Regions from separate parts of the Homo sapiens genome. Here region 1 is linked to region 2. Evidence: chromatin loops called from intact Hi-C (ENCODE). Cell type or tissue: CD14-positive monocyte. All regions are shown on one strand. Links, peaks and the distances in the headings refer to the core of each region. The heading gives the core; the rest is flanking DNA.

Evidence for each region. Hi-C counts contacts between places; a loop is a spot of excess contacts. Peaks named below come from ENCODE experiments on the same cell type or tissue, not always from the same donor. Only the 100,000 strongest peaks of a DNase experiment are listed, where the experiment ranks them.
Region 1: a loop joins it to region 2, with 8 times the contacts of the local background. A loop is called at or near these places in 4 of 110 quality-filtered maps.

What each region holds. Positions count from the first base shown.
Region 1 is chr17:37,837,587-37,853,327 of GRCh38, reverse strand. It overlaps the pseudogene YWHAEP7. Among named protein-coding and RNA genes, the nearest start is that of TBC1D3K, 79 kb to the left of the region's middle. RefSeq lists enhancers at 8,636-9,136, 9,472-9,971. In CD14-positive monocyte, for the core only: CTCF peaks have their summits at 8,230 and 8,433; DNase peaks (open chromatin) are centred at 3,977, 5,367, 8,457, 9,017 and 1 weaker place; H3K4me3 peaks cover 1,498 bases; H3K27ac peaks cover 3,860 bases.
Region 2 is chr17:37,753,850-37,769,590 of GRCh38, reverse strand. No RefSeq gene overlaps it. Among named protein-coding and RNA genes, the nearest start is that of HNF1B, 17 kb to the right of the region's middle. In CD14-positive monocyte, for the core only: no CTCF peak of the experiment used is centred there; DNase peaks (open chromatin) are centred at 7,430 and 8,410; H3K4me3 peaks cover 719 bases; H3K27ac peaks cover 626 bases.

The sequences.
Region 1 (15,741 bases), core at 3,912-11,911, 85 kb before region 2:
GCTATGAACATTGGTGCACTATTTGCTTGAGTTCTTGTTTCAATTCCACCTGGGAGTGGAAGTGGAACAGATAATTACTTTCTTTTAAGACACAGGATCTTATTCTGTCCTTGCAGTGGTGCAATCATAGCTCACTGCAGCCTTAACTTCCTGGACTCAGGTGATTCTCCTGCCTGAGCCTCCCAAGTAGCTGGCACTAGAGGCTCGTGCCACCATGCCTGGCTCATTTTTAATTTTTTTTTGTAGAGGCAGGGTCTCGCTATGTTGTCTAGGCTGGTCTTGAACTCCTGGCCCAAAGTGATCCTCCTGCCTCAGCCTCCCAAAATGCTGGCACTACAGGTATGAGCCACTGCACCTGGCCTTTTTGCCCATTTTTGAATTTGTTTTTTTGTTTGAGTGTTTGGAGTTCTTTATCTATCCCAGATAGTAATCTCTTTGTGAGTATTTTCTCCTGTTTGGTAGGCTGTCATTTTGCTTTGTTGATATTGCTTTTTGTTTTTTTCTTTTTGAGATGGAGTCTCACTCTGTCTCCCAGGCTGGAGTGCAGTGGTGCGATCTCGGCTCACTGCAACCTCTGCCTCCTGGGTTCAAGCGATTCTTCTGCCTCAGCCTCCCAAGTAGCTGGTACTACAGGTGCGTGCCACCTCACCTGGCTGATTTTTTTTTTTTGTATTTTTAGTAGATGGGGTTTCACTGTGTTGGCCAGGCTGGTCTCGAACTCCTGGACTGAAGCTATCAGCTTGACCTCACCTCCCAAAGTGCTGGGATTATAGGCATGAGCCACTGCACCTGGCCAAGAAGAAAAATTATCTCTGTTTGCCCATTGATTTTCTATGTAGAGAACCATAAAGATTCTACAAAAAATTGTTAGAGCAAATAAACCAATTCAGCAAAGCGCAAAAATCAGTTGCATTTATATACGATAGCAATAAACAGTCCAGAGAAAAGAAAATCATTGTAATAGCATCAAAAAGAATAAGGCACTTTACAATAAATTTATCCAAGAAGGTGAAAGACTCACACACTGAAAATGATAAAACCTTGCTGAAAGTAATTAAAGAAGACATAAATAAATGAAAGACATCCTATGTTTATGAAGGAAGACTTAATATTATTATGATGTGTCAAGACTATCCAAAGCAATCTACAGATTCAATGTAATCGTTCTGAATATTCCAATGGCATGTTTGATTTTCTTTCTGAAATAGAAAACTCGTTCTAAACCTCATAGGGAATTTCAAGGCACCCTCCCTGAATAATCAAAACAATTGTGAAAAAGAAGAAGAGTTGGAGAACTTGGCCGGGCGTAGTGGCTCACGCCTGTAATCCCAGCACTTTGGGAGGCCAAGGCAGGTGGATCACAAGGTCAGGAGATCGAGACCATCCTGGCTAACACAGTGAAACCTCGTTTCTACTAAAAATACAAAAAAATTTGCCAGGCGTGGTGGTGGGCACCTGTAGTCCCAGCTAGTCAGGAGGCTGAGGCAGGAGAATGGCGTGAACCCGGGAGGCAGAGCTTTCAGTGAGCTGAGATCATGCCACTGCACTCTACCTGGGCAACAGTGAGACTCCTGTCTCAAAAAAACAAAACAGGCTGGGTGCAGTGGCTCACACCTGTAATCCCAGCACTTTGGGAGGCCCAGGTGGGTGCATCTCTTGAGGTCAGGAGTTCGAGACCAGCCTGGCCAACATGGTGAAACTCCATCTCTATTACAAATACAAAATAGCTGGGCATGGTGGCGTGCACCTGTAATTCCAGCTACTCGGGAGGCTGAGGCAGGAGAGTCACTTGAACCCAGGAGGCAGAGGTTGTAGTGAGCCAAGATCACGCCGCTGCATTCCAGCCTGGGTGACAGAGTGAGACTCTGTTTCAAAAAAAAAAAAAAAGGAAAAGAAAAACCAAAAACTGTGATACTAGCATAAGGACAGATATCTAGATCAATGGGGTGAAATAGAGGGCCCAGAAACAAACCCTCACGTCAGTGGTCAGTTGAGTTTTGAAAAGGGTGCCAAGATGTGCTGGGCACAGTGGCTCACACCAGTAATCCTAATACTTTGGGAGGCTGAGGCAGGAGGATCACTTGTGGTCAGGAGTTTGAGACCACCCTGGCCAATATGGCAAAACCTTGTCTTTACCAAAAATACAAAAATTAGCCAGGCGTGGCGGCGCATGCCTGTAATCCTAGATACTCGAGAAGCTGAGGCACGAGAATCACTTGAAGCTGGAAGGTTCAAGTTGCAGTGAGCCGAGATTATTCCACTGCACTCCAGCCTGGGTGACAGAGTGAGACTCTTGAGAAAGAAAGAGAGAGAGTTGAGGTTGCAGTGAGCCAAGATCACTCCACTGTACTTCAGCCCGGGTGACAAAGTGAGACGAGAGAGAGAGAGAGAGAGATAGAAAGACAGAGAAAGAGAGAAGGAAAGAGAGAAGGAAGGAAGGGAGGGAGGGAGGAAATAGACAGAGAAAAGAAAAGAAAGAAAGGAAAGAGAGATGTGCCAAGACCATTTAATGGGGGGAAAAACAATCTTTTCAATAAACAGTGCTGAGAAAACTGAGTATATGTAAAAGAATGAAGTAGGACTCTTACCATACACCATATATAAATTTAACTCAAAATGGATCAAAAACATAGGAGCTAAAATCATGAAACTCTTAGAAGAAAACATAGGGGAAACCCTTGAAAACATGGGATTCAGCAATGTTTTCTTGGATATAACACCCAAAGCACAGGCAACACAAGAAAATAGATAAATTGATCTTCATCAGTTGAAGAACTTTCATCAAAAAACACTATGAAGAGAGTGACAAGAGGCCAGGTGTGGTGGCTCATGCCTGTAAATCCCAGCATTTTGGAATGCCAAGGTGGGAAGATCAGTTGTTCCCAGGAGTTTTGAGACCAGCCTGGGCAACACAGGGAGACCCCCATCTCTATAAATAAAAAAAAATAAAAAATAAAAAATTAGCTGGGCATGGTGGCATGTGCCTGTAGTCCCAGCTACTTGGGAGGCTGAGGTGGGAGGACCACTTGAGCCCAAGAGGTCGAGGCTGCAGTGAGCCATGATTACACCACCGCACTCCAACATGGGTGACAGAGTGAGACCCTATCTCAAAAGAAAAGACCAAAAAAAGTGTGAAAAGACAACTGACAGAATGAGAGAAGATATTTGCAAATTGTATGTATAATGAGGGATTAATATCTAGAACATATTAAAAAAACTCCTACAACTCAACAATTACAAAAACAAGGAAGCCAATTCAAAACTGGGCAAAAGGCTTAGACATTTCCCCAAAGAAGACAAGCACACATGAAAAGAAGCTCCACATCACTGATCACACCAGGGCGGTGGCTCATGGTGGAGGGAGAATGGTTTGAATCCAGGAATTTGAGACCAGCTTGGGCAACATAGTGAGATCCCATCTTTACAAAAAGTAAAATAAAACTCAGCCAGGCATGGTGGTGCACACTTGTGGTCCCAGCTACTCTGGGTGGGGCGCCGAGGCAGGAGGATCGCCTGAATCCAAGGAATTCAAGCTTGAAATAAGCTATGATTGCATCACTGCACTCCAGCCTGGGCAACAGAGCAAGACCTTGTCTCAAAGAAAAGAAAAAGAACTCAGTCTAAACTCAATTTTCATCCTTCTGTGTTCCCTACACATTTGCAAGATACCACACCATTATTCATCATTAAACAGCAATGGCTGCATAACTTTCTAGCCTTCAGATGGCCATAGTGAAATTTATTCACCCTTTCTTGGTCATGTAGGTCATTTCTCTCTTTTTTTTTTTTTAAGTGTCTTGCTATTGGCTGTTTATTAGTCTTTGCTTTCTGAATCATTTCTGCTTCGGGTCCTGTGGCCCTGCTTGGCTCCTGCCCCTTCTTTCCATTGGCTGCCACCTCTCCCTTCTTCCTTTCCCACTGGGTCAGGGACTTCCTGGGAAAGACACGTCTGGCTTTGTGTGCCTTGCCCATAGCCATGGTTTTACCATGTGATGTCACCACATCACTGACACTTGACTTAAGGAGATGAGTCATAACTTGTGCTGTCATTTCTCTCCTGAGAAGCTAAATTAAGAGATACAGGAAATGCTCCTGAGCAGCCCTGGAGAGCCAAACTGAAAAGCCACTCACACTTGGGGTTGAGGCCACCGATTTTATTTTATTTTATTTTATTATTTTATTTTATTTATTTTATTTTATTTTATTTTATTTTATTTTATTTTAGTATTGTAGTGTAGTGTAGTGTAGTGTAGTGTAGTGTAGTGTATTGTAGTGTAATTTTTGAGACAGGATCTCACTCCGTTGCCCAGGCTGGAGTACAGTGGTGCGCTATCGGCTCACTGCAGCCTCTGTCCCCCAGACTCAAGCGGTCCTCCTACCTCAGCCTCCTGAGTAGCTGGTACCAAAGGTGGATGCCACCATACCCGGCTAGTTTTTTGTATTTTTCGTAGAGACGCGGTTTTGCCGTATTGCCCAGGCTGATCGTGAACTCCTGGGCTCAACTGATCCACCTGCTTCAGTCTCCCAAAGTGCTGGAATCAAAGATGTCAGCTATTGTGACCGGAGGCTACCATTTTGCATCACCCATGTACTGATGGATCAGCCTAGAAAGTGTGTTGTGACAACTCAAGCGTCAGTTACAGATTAATGGGTAAAGAAATGGTGGTAGAGACATACAAGACAATAACATTCAACCCCAAAAAAAGAAGGGAATCTTGCCTTTTGCAGCTACATGGATGGACCTGGAGGACATTATGCCAAGTGCAATAAGCCAGGCACAGAAGGACAAATACTGCATGGTTCCTTTTTTTCTTTTTTTGAGACGGAGTCTCGCTCTGTCGCCCAGGCTGGAGTGCAGTGGCGCGATCTTGGCTCACTGCAAGCTCCGCCTCCCCGGTTCACGCCATTCTCCTGCCTCAGCCTCTTGAGTAGCTGGGACTTCAGGTGCCCGCCACCACGTCCGGCTAATTTTTTGTATTTTTAGTAGAGATGGGGTTTCATCGTGTTAGCCAAGATGGTCTTGATCTCCTGACCTCGTGATCTGCCCACCTCGGCCTCCCAATCACAAAGTGCTAGGATTACAGGCGTGAGCCACCGCGCCCGGCCGCATGGTTCCATTTTTATGAGGTATCTACAACAGTGAAACTCACAGAAGCAGTGTATACAATAGTGGTTAGCAGGGGCTGGAGGGTGGGCAAAACGGGGAGTTTTTCCATGGGTGTAAAGTTTCAGTTATGCTAGAGGAATACGTTCTAGAGATCTGCTGTACAACACAGGGCCTATGAATAACAATGCTGTACATTTCAAAATCTGTTAAGTGGGTAGGTCTCTTGTTGTGTTGTTACCACACACGGGAAAACCCAAAACAAAACCAAAACCAAAGAGACACAAGGAAACTTGGGGAGGTGTTGGCTATGTCTATTCCCTCAGGGTAGTGACAGTATCATGGGTGTTTGCAAATGTCCAGACTTACCAAATTGTACACATTAACCACGTGCAGTTCTGTGCATATCAGTTATTCCTCAATAAGGCTGTTTCTTTTTTCTGTTTTTGAGACGGCGTCTCATTCTATCTCCCAGGCTGGAGTGCAGTGGTGCGATCATAGCTCGTTGCAGCCTTGAATTCCCAGGCTCAAGTGATCCTCCCGCCTCAGCCTTCAGAGTAGCTGGGACCACAGGCATGTGCTACCAGGCTTTGCTAATTTCTATTTTTTTAATTTTTTGTAGAGATGCAACCTCGATATGTTGCCCAGGCTCTTCTTGAACTCCTGGGCTCAAATTATTCTCCTGTCTTGGCCTCTTAAAGTGCTGGGATTATAGGCGTGAGCCACTGCGCCTGGCCTCCTCTCTCCCTTTTTCTGTTCAGGATAAGCCAGTGGTCCCTGGGGTCCTTTCTCATCTGTACCCCAGGAGTCTTCTGGAGCTGAACCGAGGCTCTTGCACACGCACATCTGGGCTTGGACCCAACATCATCAGAACTGACGCTCTAGACACATGGCTTCGACTCCTTTCATAAAACGTCCACATCAGCAGCTTTTACCCATTTGTTCAACAAATACTCATTAGCAGGCTCCTGTTCCCTCAGCCTTGGTGTAGGCCCTGGGGTTACTGGGGGTAATGGTGGGTATGGCCCCTACTCTCATGAAGGTTAGTGGTGAGAGAAAGGAAGAAATAACTACACAAGATGCTTTTGGTGATGAACGCCCTGAAGAACAGAAAGCAGGGAGATGTGGAAGTGCCTGGGGTTGGCAGGGCAGGCCTCACAGGGGCACTTGAGTTGAGACCTGGACGATAGATCACGTCAGAGTACCAAGCGGGGCTGTTTGTCACAAACAACAGTATCCCACTCTGGTTAACATAAGCAGAAAAGGAATGCATGGGAAGGGGTGTCAGGTGGTTCAGAGAATGAGCTGGAGGCCTGGAGAGTTGGGCCAGCACACAGGGGCTTCCTAAGGGAGTCGGCAGCCAGAACCTTCAGCGGAGTCATGCTGCAGAGGGATCTGGTGGGGACCGAGCTGCCGCCACCCTGGATACTGGATGCCATTTGGGCCTTGAAGGCCAGACCCTCTGGCAGGCCCCCAACAGAGGGACCTTCAACCTGGGCCTGCTGACCTGCCCCAGATGACAGGTTTGTCTTCTACTGGGCGTCTTTTAGAACTCAAGACGGCTTCCCATCTCACGCATAGTGAAAGCAACAGTCTTTATAAAGTTCTACATGTAGCTGGTGCAGTGGTTCACGCCTGTAATCCCAGCACTCAGCACTTTAGGAGGCTGTGGTGGGATTGCACGAGCCCAGGAGTTCAAGGCCAGCCTGGGTAACATAGCAAAACCCCATCTCTGCGAAATAAAAATTAAAAGAATAGCCAGGCATGATGACACATGCCTAGTCTCATCTACTCAGGAGGCTAAAGCAGGAGGTCAAGGCCGCAGTGAGCCATGATCACACCACTGCACTCCAGCCTGGGAGATACAATGAGAACCTGTCTCAAAAAAAAAAAAAAGTTTCTACATGACTTGGGTCCGATCCTCTGCCCCCATCCATTGTTCTTCCCTTGCCCCATCCTGCTCTGGCCACATTGGCCACTTTGCTTTTCCTCAGTCATGCCAAGCATGGCTCTGCCTTCAGAACCTTTTCCCCAGGTGTCCCCATTGCTCCCTTCCGCCCCTCCAAGTCTTAGCTCAACACTTACCTTGAGGCCCGCCCGACCTGCCTATTAAGCATAACCTTGCCTGCCCACCCAGTTCCTTTATGCTCATAGTTTTTGCTACTGGTCACCTTCTAACATACCATTATTGTGTCTTCATAGATGATCTCCCTGATGACTGTCTCTCAGGGGCCCAGGCAGGGACTGACGTTAGAGTCAATACTCCACAGCTGTTTGTTGAATGAGTAGGTAACAGCATGGCTGGCTGGTCCTGGTGCAGAAAGTCTTGGGAGGCCTCAGTTTGCGTCGTGCTTCTGTCATCAGCCAGCTGTGTGATTCTGCACAAGTATTTTAACCTCTCTGGGCCTCAGTTTCCCCATCTGTAACTTGGGGGCCTACCTCAAATGGTTCCTGGTGAAGAGTAACAAGACCATACCCTAAGTTCCAGTTGCCTTTTCCTCTGCCTTTCCACCTTCCCCTCCAGCCCCTCCAAGTCTCTTTTGTTAAGACAGGGTCTCACTCTGTCACCCAGGCTGGAATGCAGTGATCTCGGTTCACTGCAGCCTCTATCTCCCAGGCTCAAGTGAAACCCACCACAGCCTCCCAAAGTGCTGAGTGCTGGGATTACAGGTGTGAAACACTGCACCAGCTACATGTAGAACTTGATAAAGACTGGCTTTCACCGTGTATGAGATGGGGAGCCATCTTCAGTTCTAATGCAGCTGGGACTACAGGTGCGTGCCACCACACCCGGCTAATTGGTTTTGTGTTTTTTTTTGTTTGTTTTCTGTTTTTTTTGTACAGACGGGTTTCTCCATGTTGGCCAGGCTGGGCTCGAACTCCTGGTTTCAAGTGAACCTCCCAACTTGGCTTCCCAAAGTGCTGAGATTACAGGCGTGAGCCACCATCCCCGCCCCCTCAAAATCTGTTAGGACGACAGTCTCGCCAAGGCAATGCAGTCGCAATATGCCGTTTCCATTGCAATCACAATATGACATTTCCATTTACTTTGGATTATACGTCATTATGAATATTAACAAGACTTAAAAAGGACACCTTCGGGTATGTCAGATGAAAGTACAAAAATTGCGTTGTGGGGCTGCAGTTTGAGGACAGTGTCTGCAGCCGTCACGTGGTAGCAAAACGGTGTTAAGCATTGCAGGAGAGTCTGCATCTACGACAGCCAGAGTCCATACGTCGGGAGGTTTATTTGGTTTGAGAGGGAACAACAGGCAGGATGGGCACCACCCGGGGCTGGACAGTCAGGCGGGCTAGGGTGCGGTTCCTCGCACTCGCCACTAGAGGTGAGGCGTTTACCGCTTCAGGGCTGGAAGATGGGCCCTCGGGGACTGGCTACTGCTGGCCCGGGGCGGAAACCTGGGCGGGGGTTGGATGCGACGCCTCAGGCGGCCCCCCTGGTTACTGACACCCGACTTTGGCATGACTTTATTTGTTTTTCCCCCCATCAGATTTCCTGTCTTTGTGGGCTGATGGACTAGAGGAAAGATGCCTGTTGACGGTCAAAGGCAGAGCCTCTTCGGCAGCTTCTTAAAGCGCCTTCTTTAACAGAGAAACAATCTGCATGGGGTCTAGAACGGTTCTGAAATCCTGCTGAAGGTTTCGAAACTTCCTGGGGGGGGTCTCCTGCCAGAGCGCCTACGCTGCCTCTGGGCTGGCTGGCCAGTGAGCCCCGTCTCACAGCCTGACAGTCCCCACATCAGCCCGGACCGTCTTTCGGGACCAGCCCCATTTGCACAGCCTGAGCTGTAGAGGGCCCTGGAGTTCGGAGTTCTTGTCCCAACTGTGCCCCTGCAGGCCTGTTCCACCCACTGAGGCTCAGTTTCCCCATGTGCCTAATGAGGAAGTCATGCTAGGTGGGGCTTACAGCCTCTTGCAGCTTTGCCATTGATCACTTCCGTGTCTTCAGAGAGGCTGCCAAGTCTCCTCTGAATGAAGTTCCCCAAAAAGCAAACGTAAGAAAATACACAGAGCTTACCCAGACACCAGGCCCTTTAGAAATAGACCATTTCTTACCTTAGGCCCCCAGAAGGTCCTCATTCTAGCTTTGTGGAGAAAAGAAGAGTCTTTGCCTCAGCCCCCAGAGGTTGGGGTGGGGTGGCTGAATTTTGAGGCTGGGATTGGCAACTCTGGTGAAGCCCAAAGTGACACGGATGGTTTCAAAGCCACCTAGAGGATAAGGTGTCAGGACAGTGACAAGACCCCAGGTCCCTATCACACACCAGAGCTCACTGAGCCTCCACCTGGGGTCTCTGCTGAATCTCTGACAGGCTAGGAGAGAAGGGACTGGGGTTACTGACCCCCAGAAAGTCAGAGAAAGTGGCAGTTGGAGGACCTGGGTTTGAGTCCTGGATCACCCCTTCCCCGCCTTGGCAAACTACTCAGACTCTGGAAACCTGTTTCACCTGTAAGATGGGGATGACAATCAAACCCACCTTGCAGGGCCGTGAAGATGCTTAAGACAAGTGCATGCAAAAACTTTCACACACACAAAGCCTTCCTAAAGATGGGGAGACAAGGCCTCATGAGCAGCAGGTGGCCAGGCACTATGTGGGGGCTGGAGTCCTGTTTTCCCTTCAACCTGGGAAAGGACTGATGGGCACTTAGTAGGTTTTGAATCATGACCCTGGACCTCAGGTGGCGGTATGCTTTGTGTCTGCAGCAGAAGGCCCCAGCCTCGTGCCTGTGAGTCCCACTACCGATGTTGAAGGGGTGGACAGCAGGCGGGTGAGCCCCAGGCTGGCAGCTAGCAAGACCTCTCACGTGTGAGCCCAGCACCCCACTTCCCCTGAAATGTGATGTCCAGTGCTCCAGGCTGGGGGCCGTGGATCCTGATTCCAGCTGTGTGAGGGCTGGAAGGCCCTGGGCAGGTCACCTGACCTCTCTGGGCCTATTTCCATCACACACTTGAGGGGCTGAGCACACTGGACTCTATAGCTGTACAACTCCTTGGCTCTGCTTTTGTTCCTGAGGGCCCCTTAGTAGGCAGGGAAAGTGAGGGCCTCAGGGCTGGGCCCCAAGACTCAGATGCTCTCAACCCCTTCCTGGAGTGCCTAACTCAGGGGAGCAGACAGGCCCAGCAGGCAGGGTGCCTCTCTTGCTCAACTCCTGGAGCTATATGTTTTTTTAGCTTACTATTTTACTTAAGAATAGATCATGAGCATTGACTATTCTAAAACATGACTTTCATGACTATATAAAAGTCCATTGTATCAATATACAATCACTTAACCAATTCTTTATTGAAATGGTGGTGTATACATACAAGAAAATACCATTCAGCCCTAAAAAAGAAGGGAATCTTGCCATTTGCAACCACATGGATGGACCTGGAGGACATTATGCTAAGTGAAATAAGCCAGGCACTTGTTTTCCAATTTCTGGTTGATTGATGTGTAACTCTTTAGACGTTGAATCTTATTTGGACATGGGATGTGAGGCACAGACGGGAACTTTATGCCTTTCCAAGCCCTTAGTCAATCATCCCTGCACCATTGATTTAATAATCAAGACATCCTCTCCTCACGGCTTTGAAATGCCTCGGTGCCCATGTACTTCATTTGTACATTCCTGCGGGTCTGTGTGTGGGCTCCCTTGTCTACTCATCCCACTGCTGTTCTATTCTCGTGCTAGTCCCAAACCTCTTTGACTTTGTGGCAGAAAGTTCAGTGGCCGGATGACCAACCACGCAAGGCTGGTTCTGCTTTGGTTCCTCTACTGGATAGGGCTTGACCCCTGCTTTTGCTTGGGAATGTCAACTGCAGCCAGTTGTTACTGAACATTTAGTATTGACATGGAAAACCAGCACTTTCTATTTAAGAGGGAAAAACTGTTGTGATGATTGTGGAACTAGCTCTTCTAACTACAGTCGTCATCCTTAAGAACGCCCATCACCACCAATGTCCAAGAGACTGGGAAATCTCAAGAACTCTGGTGACACTGACTTCCTGCAGTTCTGTAAAATGATCCCAAACTACTACTCTTCTGCCTCTAACAGCTCTCCTTCTTGTCATATTCTGTCCTGATCACCCATGGGTTGCAAACTCCAATAATTAAGCTTGGTGATGGTATTGGTTGCTGCTGTGTACTGACTGCCTCTTTGTGCCAGGCTCTGCTAGACAGTGTATTTAACCTCGAATCCTTACCACAACTTTGTTATGTAGCTATGATGATCCTTAACATTTTGAGATGAGAGTTTTTTAGCAGTGAATAATAATAGACTGTTTATGAAACAAGGTGGATAGACGTGTATCGGAAACTCGAGGAAGGATCCTCTGGGAAAAGCATCTTAGTAAAGCCCCCAAGCCTCAGTGCATGGGAGGAAGAAGGGGAAATGAAAGTCAGGTTGCAAAGTGTTATCAAGGAATGAGGATGAAGAGGGAGCGGGAGTAGAGAAAGGCAGGGGGCCTCTGGCGGAGCAAGGTTTTGGAGGGGTAGAAAGGGAGTAGATGAAGAGTTGAAGTGGAGGCATTTGTTCAGAGGAAGGGGATATCTGCTCCTCTGAGTTATCATAAAAGGAGGAGAAGCTATATAAAGATGCAGAGAAATGTGGAGGTTAAGCCAAGTGTCTGGTCACAGATGTTTTGTGGGAAAGGAGAGAGAAGTCATTGGATAGAGTTGTTGAGCTCCTTATTGGGATGAAGCTCATAATGGTAGCTGGCTTGAAATTGCACTCTGTATTGACTGCTTTCACTTCCCTACCTGACTTCTCTCTCTGCCAGTGTTTCCGGGGATCACCTCCCAAATAAGCTGCTTGCCTGCCTGACTGCCTGCCTGCCTTCCTTCTTTCCTTCCTTCCTTCCTTCCTTTCTTCCTTCCTTCCTTTTTCTTTCTTTCTTTTTTTGACATAGTCTTGCACTGTTGCCTGGGCTGGAGTGCACTGATGCAATCTTGGCTCACTGCAACCTCCACCTCTCAGGTTCAAGCAATTCTCCTAAAGCAAAACCAAAATTTTGAAAAAAAATTAGGCTGGCGCGGCGGCTCACGCCTGTAATCCCAGCACTTTGGGAAGCCAAGGCAGGCGGATCACAGGGTCAGGAGATCAAGACCATCCTGGCTAACATGGTGAAACCCCGTCTCTACTAAAAATACAGAAAAATTAGCCGGGCATGGTGGTGGGCACCTGTAGTCCCAGCTACTCGGGAGGCTGAGGCAGGAGAATGGCTTGAACCCGGGAGGTGGAGCTTACAGTTAGCCGCGATCATGCCACTGCACTTCAGCCTGGGGGTCAGAGCGAGACTCCATCTCAAAAAAAAAAAAAAAAGTTAGGATCCTGTCTTATTTACCTGTCTCTCTACTTAGTACTGGAGAAGGCACATGGCAAGCTCTCTGTAAGGCATTAAATATCCCCATTTTACAGATCAGCAAACTGAGGCCTACAGAGGGAAAAATGACTCACCCCAATGACACTGCTAGTCCGGGGCGGGGCAGAATGGAATTAAGGATTTGGAGACTCTCTTGTCCGGTGCTGTTCCCTGCACTGCCCTGTTACTGTACAGTTACAGAAGCCGGATTTAGGAGAAATCAAAACACAAAGAGTCATTATTTTCAAGTTTGTTATTTTTTACTATGCTTGACTCTGGTCTTTCCAAACATGATTTTCTTGAAAATTCAGGACCTGAGAGGAAAACCTTCACACAGCTTTGCTCTCAAACGGGTCAGAAAGAGCAACTGGCACTTTGGGAGGCCAGGGCAGGTGGATCACTTGAGGGCAGGAGCTCAAGACCAGCCTGGCCAACTTGAACTCTACTAAAAATACAAAAAATTATCTGGGCATGGTGGTGGGCACCTGTAATACCACTTACTCAGGAGGCTGAGGCAGGAGAATCACTTGGACCCAGGAGGCAAAGGTTGCAGTGAGCCAAGATCGGGCCATTGCACTCCAGCCTGGCGACAGAGAGAGACTCTGTCTAAAAAAAACCAGGAGGCCGGGCGTGGTGGCTCACACCTGTAATCCCAGCACTTTTGGAGGCCGAGGCAGGCGGATCATAAGGTCAGAAGATTGAGACCATCCTGGCTAACACGGTGAAACCCCGTCTGTACTAAAAACACAAAAAATTAGCCGGGCGTGGTGGCGGGCGCCTGTAGTCCCAGCTACTCAGGAGGCTGAGGCAGGAGAATGGTGTGAACCAGAGAGGTGAAGTTTGCAGTGAGCCGAGATTGCACCACTGCACTCCAGCCTGGGCGACAGAGCGAGACTCCGTCTCAAAAACAAAAAACAAAAAACAGGAGCAACTGGGGCGTTAGAGCTGAAAGCAGCCTCTGGGATCATCTAGTCCACCCACCCCACTGCCTCCTCGAGAGGGGAGGTGACTCTTAGACAGTCACATGGGGGGCAGCCGAGCTGGACTCCTTTTACAGTGCTCCATTCATTCACAGGAAGTCAGGTGGCATCGGCATGGGCTGAGCAGCAGAATGGAGCCTGGGTATTTACAGGACAGATGCTCACAGAAGCCTCCGGCACTGGCAGTCAAGCCCTGCAACCTCCAACAGGTCCCCACAGAGACAGCAAAGCCCATGCAGGGAGGGAGGCAAAGCTTAGGGGGCAAGACAGGTGGGCCTTGCCCCACCCGAAGGACCTTTCTTGTCCATGCTCTTTCCCGACTGCTGCTATGCCGTGCTCTTTACAGCTTTGTCAAGAGGAGGGCAGTTACCATCTGAGCCTAGAGATTTATGGCTGAAGAAGGAACCAGGGATGTCCCACCTTATTCAGCCCTTTGAAAGTGGATTTACAGGATTGATCTCTGGGCTGGGGCACTTTGCCTTATCTTCAGGAAGGACTGTCCCACCCAGTTCTGCTTTGCTGCTGACACCTGCTGGGCCCCATGGCTGGAGAAATGAAACACACTGAGCCTGAGACTGGGAAATGCAGGTAGATGTCCCCACGGGAGGGAGACGTGCATGGGTCTCGCTGGTCCAGGTCGGGGGTTGAGCAGGCCCTGCTGAGTGCCCCCAGGGTTATTGCTAGGACTCAGGAGAGCACAGTTGGGCAGCTGGTAGGATTGCACCTGGTCACGGCTCCTACATAGGCCAGGTTCATTCACTCACCTCTTCATTCATCACACCACCCAACATACATATGCCAAAAAAAAGAAAGAACCCATCACCTACCATGAGTCAGGCAGCTACAGGCTGAGGATCCAGAGAAGAGTGATATCCCAGCCCTGGCCTTGAGGCGCTCCTGGACTAGAGGCCAGTGAACACAGTTACAGCCCGCTGAGGGAGAGCAGTCAGGGAAGACTTCCTAGAGGAGGATGAAAGATGGGAACAGGCACTTCAGGAAGAGGGACCAGTCTGTCCCAAGGCGTGGAGGTGTGGATGGGCAGGCACATGGAGCTCAGCGTGGCATGTGCAGCGTGGGTCAGGGAGAGGAAGGAGGCAAGACGGGTGGCAGTGGACACAGGTCACCGAGATGCATGTGCATCCTGGGGAGCTTGGATTTTATTGTGGAGACCGTGGAGAGCCACACAGGGGTTTTAAGAAGAATCCAGATCACACAATCAGATTTGCTGTCATGGAGGCACTTGGGTGGCAGGTGATAAAATGTGGATCAGAAGGAAGCGGGTGCTTGGCTGTGCGTCGTAATCACCCGGGGAGCTCTGGGAAGCACTGATGCCTGGGTCCCACCTCCAGAGGCAACCCTGAATGGGCCGGGGTGTGGCCTCAGCATCAAGAAGGGGAAACTCCTTCCCCTGTGCAGGCGAGGGTGACCAAGTGGAGAGGGATCCCCATTAGCAGGCACTGTAGCCTTCCAGGTATGAACTGAAGAGGTGGTTTCCGTGCAGATGCAAGTGAGCACAGATTCAGGAGGGAGAAACACAGCCCATACTTATGAGTTGGATGTGGATTCATAGAGAAAACGAAAAAAAAAAAAGTGGCAGGTCCTCAAAAGGTTACACACAGAGTAACCAGATGATCCAGCAGCCCCACTCCCAGGTTCATGCCCAGGAGAAATGAAAGCATATGTCCACCCAAGAACATGGACAAGCATGTTCAGAGCAGCGGTTTTTTTTCTTTTCTTTTCTTTTTTTTTTTTTTGAGGCAGGGGGACAGAGTCTGGCTCTGTCACCCAGGCTGGAGTTCAGTGGTCTGATCTCCGCTCACTGCAACCTCAAGTGATTCTTGTGCCTCAGCCTCCTGAGTAGCTGGAATTACAGGCACGCACCACCACACCCAGCTAATTTTTGTATTTCTAGTAAAGACAGGGTTTCACCATGTTAGCCAGGCTGGTCTTGAACTTCTGGCTTCAAGTGATCCGCCCACCTCAGACTCCCAAAGTTCTGGGATTACAGGTGTGAGCCACTGCGCCCAGCCCAAAGCAGCATTTTTATAGTAGCCCCAAACTGGAAGTAACCCAAATGCCCATCAAGTGATACATGGATAAACAGAATGCTGTGCCTGTATGCAATGGAATAGTATTTGGCTATAAAAATAATGCAATACTAATATAGGCAAAAACATGGATGAACCTGGAACACAGTGTGCTAAGTCAAAGAAGCCAGTGAAGAATGTTGTATGAGTCCATTGACATGAAATGTCCAGAACAGGAGAACCCATGGAGTCAGCACATAGATCAGTAG
Region 2 (15,741 bases), core at 4,920-12,919:
CCTCCTGTGGAACATAAGGGTACAAAAGCAGTGGGTTGCCAAGGTCATTTAAGGACCCTGGACATAGCTCTATGTGGAGACTCACGGTGACAGAATTCTGGCTGCTTTTTAGTCACTAACCCCCTGTGTGGCCAGGGCCCCGGAGTCACTCATCCTCTCTGCACCTCAGCTTCCCCAAGTGCAGGTGACCTCCAAGTTTGCCCTGGCTGACCTTTAAAGGCCATCCCAGCCGGGACACCAATGCTAACGTTCTGCCCAGTTCTGCCTGCCCTGCTCTCACCCCTGACCCAACACTGTTTGGGGTTTGAGTGGTGGGTGAGTTTCACTTCTTTTTCTTTGTCTCGATGGCAGGTAACTTTCGTGATGACATACTCCTGCAAAGATGGCGTGGGACATAATTCTCATGGATGGAGGTGAACATGACTGTCCCTTGATACAAGGGGTAGAATTGATTGGGTTGCTGTTGTCCTTTGAGAATCACCACCCGACTCTATGTGGCTGTTTCTTCAATTGCAAAATGAGAGAGCATGTTTCCTTTTTAATCAGCAATATTACCCTTAAGGAAACCTTGAAGGGCAGTTCTATTATTAAATATCTCAAGCACAAACTTTGATAAATGGCTTCTTTTTTTGCAAATTACAAATTGAATAGCCTTCTCTCCTCCTGTGCTCCTGCACTCTCTTCAACCCCGAACTACAGGGGCTCTTTCAAGGGCAGTTACCCCTTTGAGATGGGGAAAGAGGTGCCATTAATATGAACTTTCTCCCTCATCCTGGTTCACCCTCCATTTCATTGCTGGCTGAAGGCCTCCTGTACAACCAGACACATTTGAATAATTAATACTCAGTAAGTTGAATGGTTGACCTTCAACAGCTCTATGGCTCCTGAAACCGAGAATGTTGTCTGTGAAGGCAGGGTCTTATGAAAAGGTCCAGGATGGTGCCTGAGGGAGGCTCCCTCATTAAACTCAAAGAATGTGGGATGAGAGCAGAAGCTGGCATGACTGCAGCCTCACCCAAGCCTCTGTGGAGAGCATCTTAGGTAGGAACTGGGCTTAAGTGAGAGTCAGTGATAAATGAGTGGCCATACCACATCTCAGAAGACTGAACATGTGACTGAGATAAAAATGATCCGGTCTGCAGATCAGGAAGAGATGAGGCCCTAAGACCTGTCAGGGGACAGGGAATGAATGTCCTTCATTCATCCACTCAAAAAACAGGTATTGGGTCCGGGCACGGTGGCTCATGCCTGTAATCCCAGCACTTTGGGAGGCCGAGGTGGGCGAATCACCTGAGGTCAGGAGTTCAAGACCAGCCTGGCCAACATGGCAAAACTCTCTCTACTAAAATACCAAAAAATTAGCCAGGCATGGTGGCGCATGCCTGTAGCTACCTGGGAGGCTGAGGCAGGAGAATCACTTGAACCTAGAAGGCAGGGGTTCCAGTGAGGTGAGATGGTGCCACTGCACTTCAGCCTGGGTAACAGAGCGAGACTCTGTCTCAAAACAAACAAACAAAAAAACCATGTATTGAGAGCTACAAAGTGCCAGGCATTGTTGTAGACACTAGGGTTATATTAGTGAACAAACCAGAACCTCCCCTCCCAAAAGAGAAACCCTGCCTTTGTGGGGCTTACATTCTAGTTGGGGAGTTACATGACAAATAAAACGAACTTGTTCAATGCATCGTTTGCCAGACGGTGATAAGTGCTTAGAAGGAGAAAGGAGGCAGAGCGTGGGGCTGGAGAACATTGGGTAGGAGATGAGCTGCAGTTTTAATAAAGGTGGGCAAGGGAAGCCTCCCCAAGGAGATGGCAAATTAGCACACATTTGTGGGAGCTGAGGAGTGGGCTCTGCAGCCATCTGGGGAAGAGGGTCCCAGGGCAGGAAAACTGCAAGTGCAAAGGCCCTGGGGCAGAAATGTGTCCTGATGTGTTCCAGAAAGAGCCAGGAGGCCCCATGGGGGGAGTCAAGTCCGTCTCATAGGGCTTTTGCTCCCAGTGAGACCGGAAGCCATTCGAGCGTTTATCAACAGAGAAAGACATGATGTGGCTTCTGACTTAACAGGATTCCTCCGGCTACTGTGTGGAGAAGAGATTGTAGGGAGCAAGGGAAGATGCAGAGGGACCAAATAAGATGACAGGAAAGATGCCTGGTGTGACTGAAAGGAGAATGGTGGAGGAGCCAAGAAGTGGTCAGATCCTGGGTTTATGTTGAAGGAAGTTTGGCAGATTTGCTGAAGGAGTAGATACAGGTGTAAGAGAAAAGGACAAGTCATTGGTTCTTGTTTTGGGGCCTGAGCAGCTAGAAAGATGAAATTCCCATGTATAGAACTGAGAGAGATTGCAAGAGAGTTGAGCAAGAAAATAGGAAGCAGCATATGAACAATGCAGGGAGGGGACGTGTGGCATGCCTGCCCCACCTAGGAGAGTTCAAGGAATCTTACAAAACCGTGTCAGCTGGGGCACGCTGCACAAGCGGTGCTGCAGGGTAAGAGAACATTTTCTTGAGTCAGAGCACCTGGCTTCATTCAGGTCCCTCGTCTGCCAGTCTCTAGTGAAGGGATTTGGGACACATCATTTAAGCAACCTGTGCTTCAGTCTACTTATCTTCAAAATCCCGGAGTGTGTGTGTGTGTGTGTGTGTGTGTGTGTGTGTGTGTGTGTGTGTGAGAGAGAGAGAGAGAGAGAGAGAGAGAATATATATATAGCTTCTTAAAATGCAAAACATGGCCGAGTACAGTGGCTCATGCCTGTAATCCCAGCACTTTAGGAGGCCGAGGTGGGCAGATCATGAGGTCAGGAGATCGAGACCATCCTGGCTAACATGGTGAAACCCCGTCTCTACTAAAAATACAAAAAACTAGCCATGCGTGGTGGCAGGCGCCTGTAGTCCCAGCTACTCAGGAGGCTGAGGCAGGAGAATGGCTTGAACCAGGGAGGCGGAGCTTGCAGTGAGCCAAGATTGCGCCACCTCACTCCAGCCTGGGGGACAGAGTGAGAATCCATCTCAAAGCAAAAAACAAACCAAAAAAATGCAAAACATTAAACCCAGAGGCAGAGGTACAGTGAAAGGAGATTAGACTTTGGAATCGAAAGAGCTGCAGCCCCTTCTTAGCTACATGATGTTAGACAAGTTTCTTTTTTTTGGAGACGGAGTCTCACTCTGTCACCCAGGCTAGAGTGCAGTGGCGTGATCTCAGCGCACTGCAACCTCTGCCTCCTGGGTTCACGCGATTCTCCTGCCTCAGCCTCCTGAGTAGCTGGGATTACAGGCGTATGCCACTGTGCCCATCTAATTTTTGTTGTTGTTGGTTCTTTTTTTTAGTAGAGACGGGGTTTTGCCATGTTGCCCAGGCTGGTCTCAAACTTCTGACCTCGGGTGATCCTCCTGCTTCAGCCTCCCAAAGTGCTGGGATTACAAGCATGAACCACCATGCCCGGCCAATGTTGGGCAGGTTTTTTAATCTCTCAAAGTCTTGGTTTCCTCATGTGTAAAACGGAGATAGCACTGCCTACCTTACAAGATTGTCATGAGGGTTTCAGAGATAAGGCTTTTAACATCTAGCAGAGAGCTAGGTACATAGTAGGAGCCCGATATAGCTGTTATTACACATAAAATAACAGTTATTATAGGTGTATCTATTTGTGTGTTGGCCACCTGGGTGGCCCCAAAGCCCGGCAACATAGATGATATTATTTTATCTCGTGATGTAACATCGATAAATGATTTATTATGTATTTGCCTGTGGCCACATATACTCTGTGAGATTATGAGCTTCCAAGAAACTCCTAGGAGCTGAGAAATAATAAAAGAGGCTTAAATATCCAATCAAACTTTCTTGAGACAAGGGATCTCATTTTATATTTTTTTCTTTGTATCTTTTACTGCAGACCTGGTTCAATGACTACACTTAAAAGTTATTTAATAGGTAGATAGGATCAAAGAAAGGGAGCTTAGACATTCTTTTACTTAACCACTTTCATTTAAACCTGAGAAAACCAGAGCCCCGAGAGGGCCAGTGACTTGGCAGAGTGATCCAGCAAGTGAGTAGCTGATGTAGGGCTGGTATGAAGCTCGCCTGCCTCTTAGATCGATGGCTTTCCACTCTACTTCTCATCGCTGTGGAATGAACGAAACCAGGCGTGGTGAAATCAAGATCCTTTATTGACTTGGACCCTCTTTGATGGGCTCATCCAGTCTGACAAAGATTCAGAAGATTTCCTTGTAATTCCTTGTAATGACAATAGGATAAAGCACGGGTTCTTGAATGGTTCCTTGAGCTTCTTGGATTTCTCTGGGGCCTGCAGTGTTTGCACTGGTCTAGACATTTTCCACCAAACCTCCCAGCAAATATTTGAAGGCCTTGATACAATGCCATACAAATAAACATATCTAAAGCTCTCCCGCGTAAACAGCCTGAAGTCCTCAGTCAGTCAGCCGTGATCGCAGAAAAAAAAAAACAAAACAAAACCAAAACTTGGCTCCTAGAAACAGTTCCTAAAAGGAAAACCTCAAAGACGACCTAAGAAGTAACACATTTTTGTTGTGGTTAAAGTCACAATTGTTATTTATACCATTCATTGACAGCTGGGAGAGGTGTGTGTGTGTGTGTGTGTGTGTGTGTGTGTGTGTGTGTATTTTAACAGCTTTTCAAAGATACAGAAGAAATTCCCTTAGCAAATGTGATTTTTTAAAAGTAACCTTTAAACTTTAAAAGATCCTGTGCCTCTTGTTCTGTTCCAAGTGTTGCACGTATAACATTTAAATTTTAATAAGAGGTAGGGAAAAGACTTTGGAGTTAGATCAAATGGAGAAAAAAATTACTATGGAATTTTGACGTGGTTCATATAATAAGTTTCTTGTCATTGTCAGAGAAAAAAAGCAAGCACTATCTCCTCACATATTAACAGTCTGGCAGTAGCACTAAAGATTTGTATAGGGAAATGCACATGAAATCTCAGGAACAGTAGTTAAGAGTTTATGACCAAAGAAGCGACAGCCAGACACCACAGATCAGAAAGTCCCAGGCCATCACCTAGCCGGACTACCTACTTGTCCCCACCCACTGCTTCCAACCTCCACAGTCTTCATAATTACTTCTGCACTACCTCCCAACCTTGTAAATTAACAATCTTATTTCCTAAAGCCTTCTACTTTATTTATCCCCAGTAATCACAGGTTAATCAGATAAACTACCCTGTGGTCATCAATAAGCAAGTCCTTTAGCAAAAGCAAGTAACAAAATAACCTAAATGTATTATTGATAATCATAGCAACTAACTTTTCTGTTGCTTTATGAAAATACTGTGCATTATCTAATTTAATCTTCATTCAAACTATGAATTTGCACTTGTATTATCTCCATTTTTACCAATGTAGAACCTAAATTCTAACTAGTACTCTATTCTAGTTTAAATACATAAAGGATCTTCAGCAATAATTGATAGAATTTGAGAATTATAAAAGTCTCTAAGAGATCATATAATCTTAACGTAGCGTATTGCATGTTTATTCTTGTCACTAATATTTGATTGGCAGTAATTCCTAAGCCGTAAATAGGACCATACTACAAAAATGTTTGAAACTTTTTTCAGTTAATATATTGAGATATCATTAAATAAATAAGAATTAGAAAGTGTCAGCAACAGTTGAGATTAAAGAAACTTGCACTTTCTCATTTTGCTTTAATTTTTTACAATGATTGTATATTACCAAGAACTAAAAAAAAAAGTTATTTCCATTTTTAAAAGTTAAAAAGGATTGCAGTGCTTTATAGCAGAACATTGACACAAACGCATTGATATAAAGTTCAGTCATTCATAGGGAGGGGAACATCACACACCAGGGCCTGTCGGTGGGTAGGGGGCAAGGGGAGGGAGAGAATTAGGACAAATACCTAATGCATGCAGAGCTTAAAACCTAGAGGGCGAGTTGATAGGTGCAGCAAACCACCATGGCACATGTATACCTATGTAACAAACCTGCACGTTCTGCACGTTGTATCCCAGAACTTAAAGTAAATTTTTTTTAAAAGTTCAGTTATTTACTCCAACCTAGAGCTTTGTGGTTTGCAAAGTACTTTTGCATGCACATTCCACTTTAATCTTCACAATAACCCTACAAGATATACAATTTTCTGGGGAAGGAAACTGAGGCTGGGCATGGTGGCTGATGCCTGTAATTCCAACACTTTTGGAGGCTGAAGCAAGTGGATTGCTTGACCTCAAGAGTTTGAGACCAGTGTGGGCAATATGGTGAAACCCTGCCTGTACAAAAAGTACAAAAATTAGCCAGGCATGGTGGCTCATGCCTGTAGTCCCAGCTACTTGGGGGCTGAGGTGAGAGGATTGCTTCAGCCCAGGAGGGGGAGGTTGCAGTGAGCCAAGATTGTACTACTGCACTCCAGCCTGGGTGAGAGAGTAAGACTCTGTCTCAAAAAAAAAAAAAAAAAAAAAAAAAAAAGAGTGTATAGTGTGTGTGACTCAAGGTTATATATATATATCCTTAAGGTAGAACTTGAACTCAGACCTCTGGACCCCATGTGCTGCACATATTCCATGACCCCAAGACCTTCCTATAATCACTTATCCATGTATCCCGGGTCCTAAATGCTTTCTGGATTCTGTTCTGTCACCTGTACCTAGAAGTTTATATTATGAGTTTTCACTTCCAGGATCTACTATTTTGAAAAGGATATCCACCGTGTAACAGCTGCTTCTCATCACTGGAAAGAACAGAATAATGCTGTTGCTGCAGCTGCTGCTGCCGCTGCCGCCGCTGCTGCTCCTGCTTTTTTCAGTCTCACTCTGTTGCCCAGGCTGGAGTGAAGTGGTACGATCTCAGCTCACTGCAGCCTCAACCTCCCAGGCTCAAGCGATCCTCCTGCTTATAGCCTCCTGAGTAGCTGGGACTATAGGTGTGCACCACCACACCAGGCTAATTTTTTTTTTATTTTTTGTAGAGAAGGGGTTCTCACTTGTTGCCTAGGCTGATCTTGAACTCCTCGGCTCAAGTGATCCACCTGCCTCGGCCTCCCAAAGTGCTAGGATTATAGGCGTGAGCCACCTCACCTGGCCAATAACTCTTCTTAACTAGACCCTTCGGGGAAGATGATACCTGCATCCTAGGCATGAACATAGCGCCTGCTAAGAGGTTCTCCCTTTCGCTCTCCTCTTCTTGCTACAGACTTCCTTGAGCCCTGACTGCACACAGAGCCCACGTTATGGAAGAAACTTCCAGAAGCACATAACCAGTCAGCCCTGACTGTATGTTTCCTATGTGCCAGCGTGTTCCATTGTTTTCTTCATTAAGTCTCAGCAATAATATTATCCCACCTTTCAGATGAGGAAACTGAGCTTTAGAGAAATTAAATCACTAGTGAATGGTCATAGTGAGTAAGGGGAGGAATGGAAATTCCAGTCAGCCTTCTGTTCCCACCACCCACATTCTTAAGTTCTCCTTTTGGCTCCCTTTGAGGAGTGTACAAGGGGGAAAGGGAGAAGAAGGAATCAATGATCTGTTTTGGTGTTTTTTTTTTTTGTTTTGTTTTGTTTTGTTTGAGACGGAGTCTCACTCTGTTGCCCAGGCTGGGGTGCAATGGCGCGATCTTGGCTCACTGCAAGCTCCACCTCCTGGGTTCACACTATTCTCCCGCCTCAGCCTCCCGAGTAGCTGGGACTACAGGTGCGCACCACCATACCCAGCTAATTTTTTTGTATTTTTTTAGTAGAGACGGGGTTTCACCATGTTAGCCAGGATGGTCTCAATCTCCTGACCTTGTGATCTGCCCGCCTCGGCCTCCCAAAGTGCTGGGATTACAGGCATGAGCCACCACACCCGGCCCCGTTTTGGCTTTTAATAGCATATATGCATGTGTGCATGCACGTGTGTGTGTATATCTGTGCAAGCAGGCAAAACAGTACAAAGGAAACAAATAAACTGAATAGCAATTGCCTAGATAAAGAGAGGAGATTGAGAATAAATCTCAAGGAGGAGAGGTGACAAACAGGTGAGAAAGCAGACTTTCTCTTTTTGCTTTAGTAAGTTTTGATTATTGGAATTTATCATAATGTCTATTTGATCTTTTTAAATTATGATAAATACACATAGCATAACATCTACTGTCTTGACCATTTTAAGTGTACAGTTCAATAGTATTTTAAGCACATTGTTATTATTGGGCAATTATCAGCACCATCCGGCTCCATAACCTTCATCTTGCAAAACTGAAACTCTGTACCCGTTAAACAATAACTCCCCATCCCTCACCTCCCAGCCCCTGAAAACCACCATTCTACTTTCAGTCTCTATTAATTTGGCTACTCTAGATATCTCATATAAGTGGAATCATACAGTTTTTGTCTTTGCGTGTCTGGCTTATTTCAGTAGCGTAACGTTCTCAAGGTTCATCCCTGTTGAGATATGTGTCAGAATTTCCTTCCTTCTTTTTTTTTTTTTTTTCTGAGATGGAGGCGTAAGCCACCACGCCTGGCCAGAATTTCCTTCCTACTTAAGGCTTAATAATTTTCCATTGTAGGTATACGTATATACATGTATATATAAAATGTATATATGTATGTATATATGTTGTATACATGCTATATATGTATACATATAATGGAAAATTATTGTGTCTATTGAGAGATGAATGAATAAACAAATACCTATATATATATAAAATCTCTTAATAGACAGTTGAAGCTGGGCGCAGTGGCTCATGCCTGTAATCCCAGCACTTTGGGAGGCGGAGGTGGGCGGATCACTTGAGGTCAGGAGTTCAAGACCGCCTGCACAACATGGTGAAACCTTGTCTCTACTAAAAGTACAAAAATTAGCCGGGTGTGGTGGTGGGCGCCTGTAATCCCAGCTACTCAGGAGGCTGAGGCAGGAGAATCGCTTGAACCTGGGACGCGGAGGCTGCAGTGAGCCAAGATTGCGCCATTGCACCTCAGCCTGGGTGACAAGAGTGAAACTCCGTCTCAAAAAAAAAAAAAAAGAAAAGACATTTGAGTTTCTTCCACCTTTTGGCTAGTGTGAATAATTCTGCTATGAACATGGGTGTATAAATATCTCTTCAAGACCCTGCTTTCAATTCTTTGGGGCATATACCCAGAAATAGAATTGCTAGATTATATGGTGATATTTATCAGTTTTGTAATTCAAAAACTAAAAGCCTTTTTAAAAGGTGAATGCTCACATAGATTACAATAATATTCAATAACAAGACAGGGAAGACAGTAATGAAAATGACAGGCATAAGGGTCACTGCAGTTGTCATGGGCTGTGAGCTTCCTGGGGGCAGGGGCCAGCTTCACGGCTTTATACCCCACCCCACCACCCCATGCCCGATACATGCCTGTCTTCTTTAGGTGCTCAATATGTTTAAACTCAGTCCCATTGCCCTAAAGCAATGACTTCACCAGAGTAGCTAGGCAAGTGATAAATCTTCCCAAAGGAAACCAAAGGCCTGCATGGAGGCAGTGCCCTGGTGACAATGGAGGACCGGTCTTGACACCTGTTCACTCACTGTATGACCTTGGGCCCTTAAGTTCTGGGGCCTCAGTCTCCTTGGTTCCATGAAGATCCTGTCCACCTTGCATTGTCACAGAATTATCGTGAAAATTCACCATTTATTCCTTCAACAAATTGCATGCCTCCTGGTGCAGGGCTAGATCAAATTTGAAAGTAAAAAATTTCATTCAAGAAACATTGCTTGTGTTTTTATGTTTGTATTATTTGCATAGCATTTTTTCATTATTTTATTTTGTATTCCTTGATCCATTCTACACTGAAGTGCCTTGTCTCATTCCTTTGTTTTTAATGCAAGAGTCTAAAAAGAAAAAGAGCTCAGGGTTCTTTAAGAGCTTGGAACATGACTTTCTTCTGATGGCCCCATAAACCAGATTATCTCCCATGCTCTACAGGCGAGAACTCCTGGATCAGGAACTTCTGGGAAACTGTGCATTCCTCTGCTCTCTGAAAAACCTGTCAGCTCTTCTACTCCATAATGGTCATCTCCAGCTGCAAGGAGAAGTTAATGAGTTGTGCAGGACAGTGATGGGAAAAGGTCAGCCTCCACATCACTCCTGACACCACTGCCAAGTGAGGGCCACGAAGGGGAACTGGCCATCGGGTAAGAGAGCTGGACCAGAAAGCAATCTCCATTGCATTAGCTGGTGGTTCTGAATGTGTGGAAAGAGGCCAAGGTCCAGCCTATGGACTGTGACGGAACATTCTTACAACACTGAGAGGTCTGAGCAAAGGCCGGGCAGACAGCACAGGCACTGCCTCTGTCCAGTGGCGTCTTGGGGGTATTTTTTCCTTACTTTTTGCCTTTCTCTCTCCCTCTCCTTCCCTCTCTCCCTCTCTCCTTCTCTCTCTCTCTCCCTCCCTTTCTTCCTTTCTCTCTCCCTTTCTCTCTCTCTCCCTTTCTTACCTTCCTTCTTTTCTTTTCTTTCTTCATTTCTTTCTTTTTCTTTCCTTCTCTCCTTCTCTTTTATCTTGCTTTCTTTTTTAAAAAAAGAAAGCTTATTTCTTTTATTTCTTTTCTTCATTATCCCCCTTTTCTTTTCTTCCTTTCTGCCTTTCTCTCTCCTCCTGTACCTCAATCTCCCTTATTCTTTTCCAAATCGTAAAAAAGTCCTGAGAGGTGTCTGTCTAGTGACCTCTAGGCAAGTTTCTTCTTATCCAAAAATAAAATAGTATTTAGTACTTTTCTACCTTAGAACAGGGGTCCCCAAGAGGGGGAAGCACAAACTGATATATTGAGGGTACAGGATGAAAATCTTGGGTCTTATTTTTTTTTTATTTTTGAGTCGGAGTTTCTTTCTTGTTGCCCAGGCTGGAGTGCAATGGTGCGGTCTCAGCTCACTGAAACCTCCGCCTCCTGGGTTCAAGCAATTCTCCTGCCTCAGCCACCCAAGTAGCTGGGATTACAGGTGCCTGCCACTACACCCAGCTATTATTTATTTATTTTTTGGTATTGTTAGCAGAGATGTGGTTTCACCATTTTGGCCAGGCTGGTCTCAAACTCCTGACCTCAGGTGATCCGCCCGCCTCAGCCTCCCAAGTACTGGGATTACAGGCGTGAACCACCATGCCCAGCCTTATTTTTATATTTATGTTAACTCCATACTTTTTATTCTTGTGTTAGTCTTATAATGAGCATAAAATATTAGTATGGTAGCACATGTAGTAAGTTAATTAATTAATTCATACAAATAGTGGAAATGAGGTGTTCAAACTTTTTTTAATTGAGAGGAGTAACTTGGGAAAAATATTTTCACACAAATGTTTTAAAGAAAAGCCCTTTAAAAACTTAGCAACACTTCATTCAACTCATTCCTACTTATAGTCAGTGTCTTTGCAGCTCAGAAGGGATTTCTGGGCATGCATAGGGCCTGTATGGTAGGGTGGGTGGAGCACACCAACATCCCAAGAAGTCTGAGTTGATTTCCAGCCACACGTCACTTTTGAACCTCCTTCCCCAGGAAGATCCCTCACCTACAACAGAGTCCCGCACACTGCCTTTTCACTGTCCCCTGCCCTTTCATTGTTCTCAATCATACATCCTCTTGTGATACACCACGGATTGACTTGCTGCCTGTCCCTGGCTCTTGCTGGCAGGTGAGCTCTGGGAGGACAGGGGCTTTGTCTGTTTCATTCACGGCTGCATCACCAGTACCCAGAATAGGGCCTGACACAGACACATACTTGTTGAACAAACAAACCAACTGCTGCAAAGGTCTGAGTTACAAACCCAAACGAGCTTGAGAACTCTCTGTTACAAACATAATTTTCTAATTCTGGTGGAATTAAAATTCTACTGAATTTTCTCTCTTCTTGATCATTAGTTTTCTGAAGGCTAATTTCACAGCAATTATGATGCTTAATTACATGGAGTTACAACACTTTCTGGCCGGGCACAGTGGCTCACGCCTGTAATCCCAACACTTTGGGAGGCCAAGGCGGGCGGATCACGAGGTCAGGAGTTCGAGACCAGCCTGGCCAACATGGTGAAACCCTGTCTCTACTAAAAATGCAAATATTAGCTAGGCGTGGTGGCATTCACGTGTAGTCCCAGCTACTTGGGAGGCTGAGGCAGAAGAATCACTTGAACCTGGGAGGCGGAGGTTTCAGTGAGCCAAGATCATGCCACTGCACTCCAGCCTGGGCAACAGAGGGAGACTCTATCTCAAAAAAAACAAAACAAAACAAAAAAACTTTCTAACTCCCTGGCCACACTGAACTCCTTGAGAATAGAAATTGTATCTTTAGGCTGGGAGCAGTGGCTCACGCCTGTAATCCCAACACTTTGGGAGGCCGAGGTGGGTGGATCACCTGAGGTCAGGAGTTTGAGACCAGCCTGACTAACATGGAGAAACCCTGTCTCTACTAAAAATACAAAATTAGCCAGGCGTGATGGCACATGCCTGTAATCCCAGCTACTCAGGAGGCTGAGTCAGGAGAATCGCTTGAACCCGGGAGGCAGAGGTTGCGGTGAGCCAAGACTGCGCCATTGCACTCCAGTGAGGGCAACAAGAGCAAAACTCCGTCTCAAAAGAAAAGAAAAGAAAAGAAATTTATAGTAAATTCTGAATGGATGTTTGTTGAATGAATAAATGAATGTAATCTGGGCCTTGGACATGCAGAAAGGTAGACACAGAACAGAGCAAAAGACGTTGTTGCTTACAGAGCACCTGCTGCATACAGTGCACTGTTCTAAGCACAACTGAGCAACACAGAAGACTTAGACAGTTTATTTCCTGGTGAAGCATGGTGGCTCACGCCTGTAATTCCAGCACTTTGGGAGGCTGAGGCAGGTGGATCACTTGAGGTCAGGAGTGCAAGACCAGCCTGGCCAATATGGTGAAACCCTGTCTCTACTAAAAACACAAAAATTAGCCAGGTATGGTAGCACATGCCTGTAATCTCAGCTACTCAGGAGGCTGAAGCAGAAGAATTACTTGAACCCAGGAGGTGGAGGTTGCTGTGAGCCAAGATCGTGCCACTGCACTCCTGCCTGGGCAACAAGAGCAAGACTCCCTCTCAAAAAAAAAAAAAAAAGTGTATTTCCTGTGCTTTAGGGATTTACAATCCACTTAGGAAAGATACAACAATCATGTAACGCCTCAAGAACGGCTGTAAATGGTTTTAGACTTCCAACAAACACACACACACACAAAACAATAGGTTAAAATATGATAAAGTAAGTTCATCAGCTTGTCTGCCAGTACAGTCAGTGAATTACTATGCCCCATCACCACCTTAGGTCCTGGTGCTAAGGATCTGAGATTGACAAAAATTCAACCCTGTCTTTGAGGAACTTCTGGTCTAGACACGTAATGAGGTCATTTCCACAACCTGAGCAAAGAGCCAGGACAGAAATCAGCACAGAGGGCGTGGGAACAGAAAGGAAGTATACAAAATCCCATGTTTCTCAACCTCAGCCCCATGGACATTTTTTTTTTTTAATTTTTAAAAATAGAGATGGGGTCTCACTATGTTGCTCAGGCTGGTCTCGAACTCCTGGGCTCAAGAGATCCTCCCGCCTCAGCCTCCCGAAGTGCTAGGATTATAGGCATGAGCCACCTCGCCCAGCCCCATGGACATTTTAGACCAGATAATTCTTTGTTGTGGGAGGCTGTCCCGTGCACTGTGGTATGTTTAGCGACATCCCTGGCCTCTACCTACTAGATGCCAGTAGCACCCCCCTCAGCCATGACAACTAAAAACGTCTCTAGACATTAGGACCAACTACATAATTTGCAAGGCCCAGTGCAAAAAGAAAGTGTGGGACCCTTCGTTCATAAAGCAGAGGGAAAGTGCCATTGAAGATACTCAGATACAAAGTGTTTTCATTCCCTAGGGATAGGCACACTAGCAGGGTGAGTGCAAACCCTTGTAGGTGTCTGGTGACCCCACCCCATGACTCAGCATATACACACATGCAACCCACCAGCTGCCATGTCCCCGCTCTGACCAGCCACTGGGCCATGCATCTGCCCTTCCGAGGGCATGGAAGTCAAACCAGGTCTCCCTTCCCACAACTCGCTGCCCCAGCCCATGGCAGATGGACATCCCCCAAGGGCATTACAACCATGGCACAAGGACACCCTTGGTCCAGAGGTGGGTAAAAAGCATGCTCCCCATGTAGCCTATTGCCTAATGCTCCATGGCACTGCCAGCCTGGGTCAGGGATGGCCACTGCCATGCTCCACCCTGAGATGTCGTGCCGCAAAAGCACACTATCTCAACCTCTCCATGCCCACATGAAGACCCCCTAAGGACAGAGAGGGCAGCGGTGGTTGCTGAGTGGGAGTAGGAAGAGAGAGGCCTGGCCAGGCCAGGGGCATCAGTGGATGGAGAGCTGGGACCTGAAACCCATGCCAGAAAGGCAAGGAGGCAGCAGAAGGGGGGACCACATGAACTGAGACTAAGCCCCTGGCATACGCTCTATTGTCCCATCAGCTTCATCTACACAACACAAAGTCAAAGATAAAACTATTAAGAATTTCAAGATGGCAACTACAGTGCATTAAACCCCAAGCACACTCATGAAGCTGACCCTACCAGACATTACCAAAGCCCCCTAGGAGTTAAAACCATGCTCAAGTGAGAACCACTGAGTAATAACTCAACCTAGGGTCAGGTGGGGCTTCTCAAAGGACTCGAGCTCTCAGCTGATCCCAGAAGGTTAAGGGGTGGGGTAGGGGGGATGATTAGAAGGAACAGCGCTAGTCGGGAAAGCTTCCAGCGGCTCATGAATTTTAAACCACATTCTCAGGGAAGTTGCAAAGTCTGGTTTGCCTGGAAGGAGCTCTTCCAGGTGGAGGAAGCGGCAGGTGAACAGGTATAGGAATGGAAATTAGCAAGGAGCTATAGGGGCTAATAGGGAGAATGGTTTGGCATGGGAAGTGTGGGGAGAGGGTGAGTAAGATAGGGGTCTTTTAACCTTACATAGATTATATCTGAACTTTCCTGTTGCCCCACTGTGGCTTCTGGTGAGTTGCTGAACTTCTAGGCCTCCACCTGCATGTGGTGTGGGGCTGTGACTCACTCTTCCTAAGGCCCTGGTGCGTGAAAGCCGAGGGGCACCCATCAGCAACCTTGGAGAGGCTCCTTCCACGGAGACCCTCATCTCCGCCCTGGTTTCTTCCCCTCTGTGCTGCCCCACAACACCTTCACTCACCTCCTGTGGACAAAGGCTCACTGGAGGGTCTCCATCAATGAACCCACTGGGACCGCTTCTCTCTAAGTGTGTCACCTTGGGCAGTCATCATCAAATAAGAGCTATTGGGAGCTTATTGACAGCCTCTCTTCTAATTACTTTATATATGCATTGACCATTTACTCTTTACAACCTCCCTGTTAGGTAAATGCTATCTCCATCCCCGTTTTAAAGGTGGGAATGGTGAGCCCCACAGAGGTTTAGTAAGTTGCCCATGTACAGTTAGTGAGCTGTGAGTCCAAAATCTGAATCCTGGCAATTTGGCTACAGTCTTCATATTGAACCATTTCACTCAGTTTTGTAAAATGGAGATAATAAGAGTAACCTCAGGCCAGGCACGGTGGTTCATGTCTGAAATCCCAGCAGTTTGAGAGGTGGAGGCAGGAAGATCACTGAGGTCAGGAGTGCGAGACCAGCCTGGCCAACATGGTGAAACCTTGTCTCTACTAAAAATACAAAAATTAGCCGGGTATGGTGGCACATGCCTGTAATCCCAGCTACTCGGGAGGCT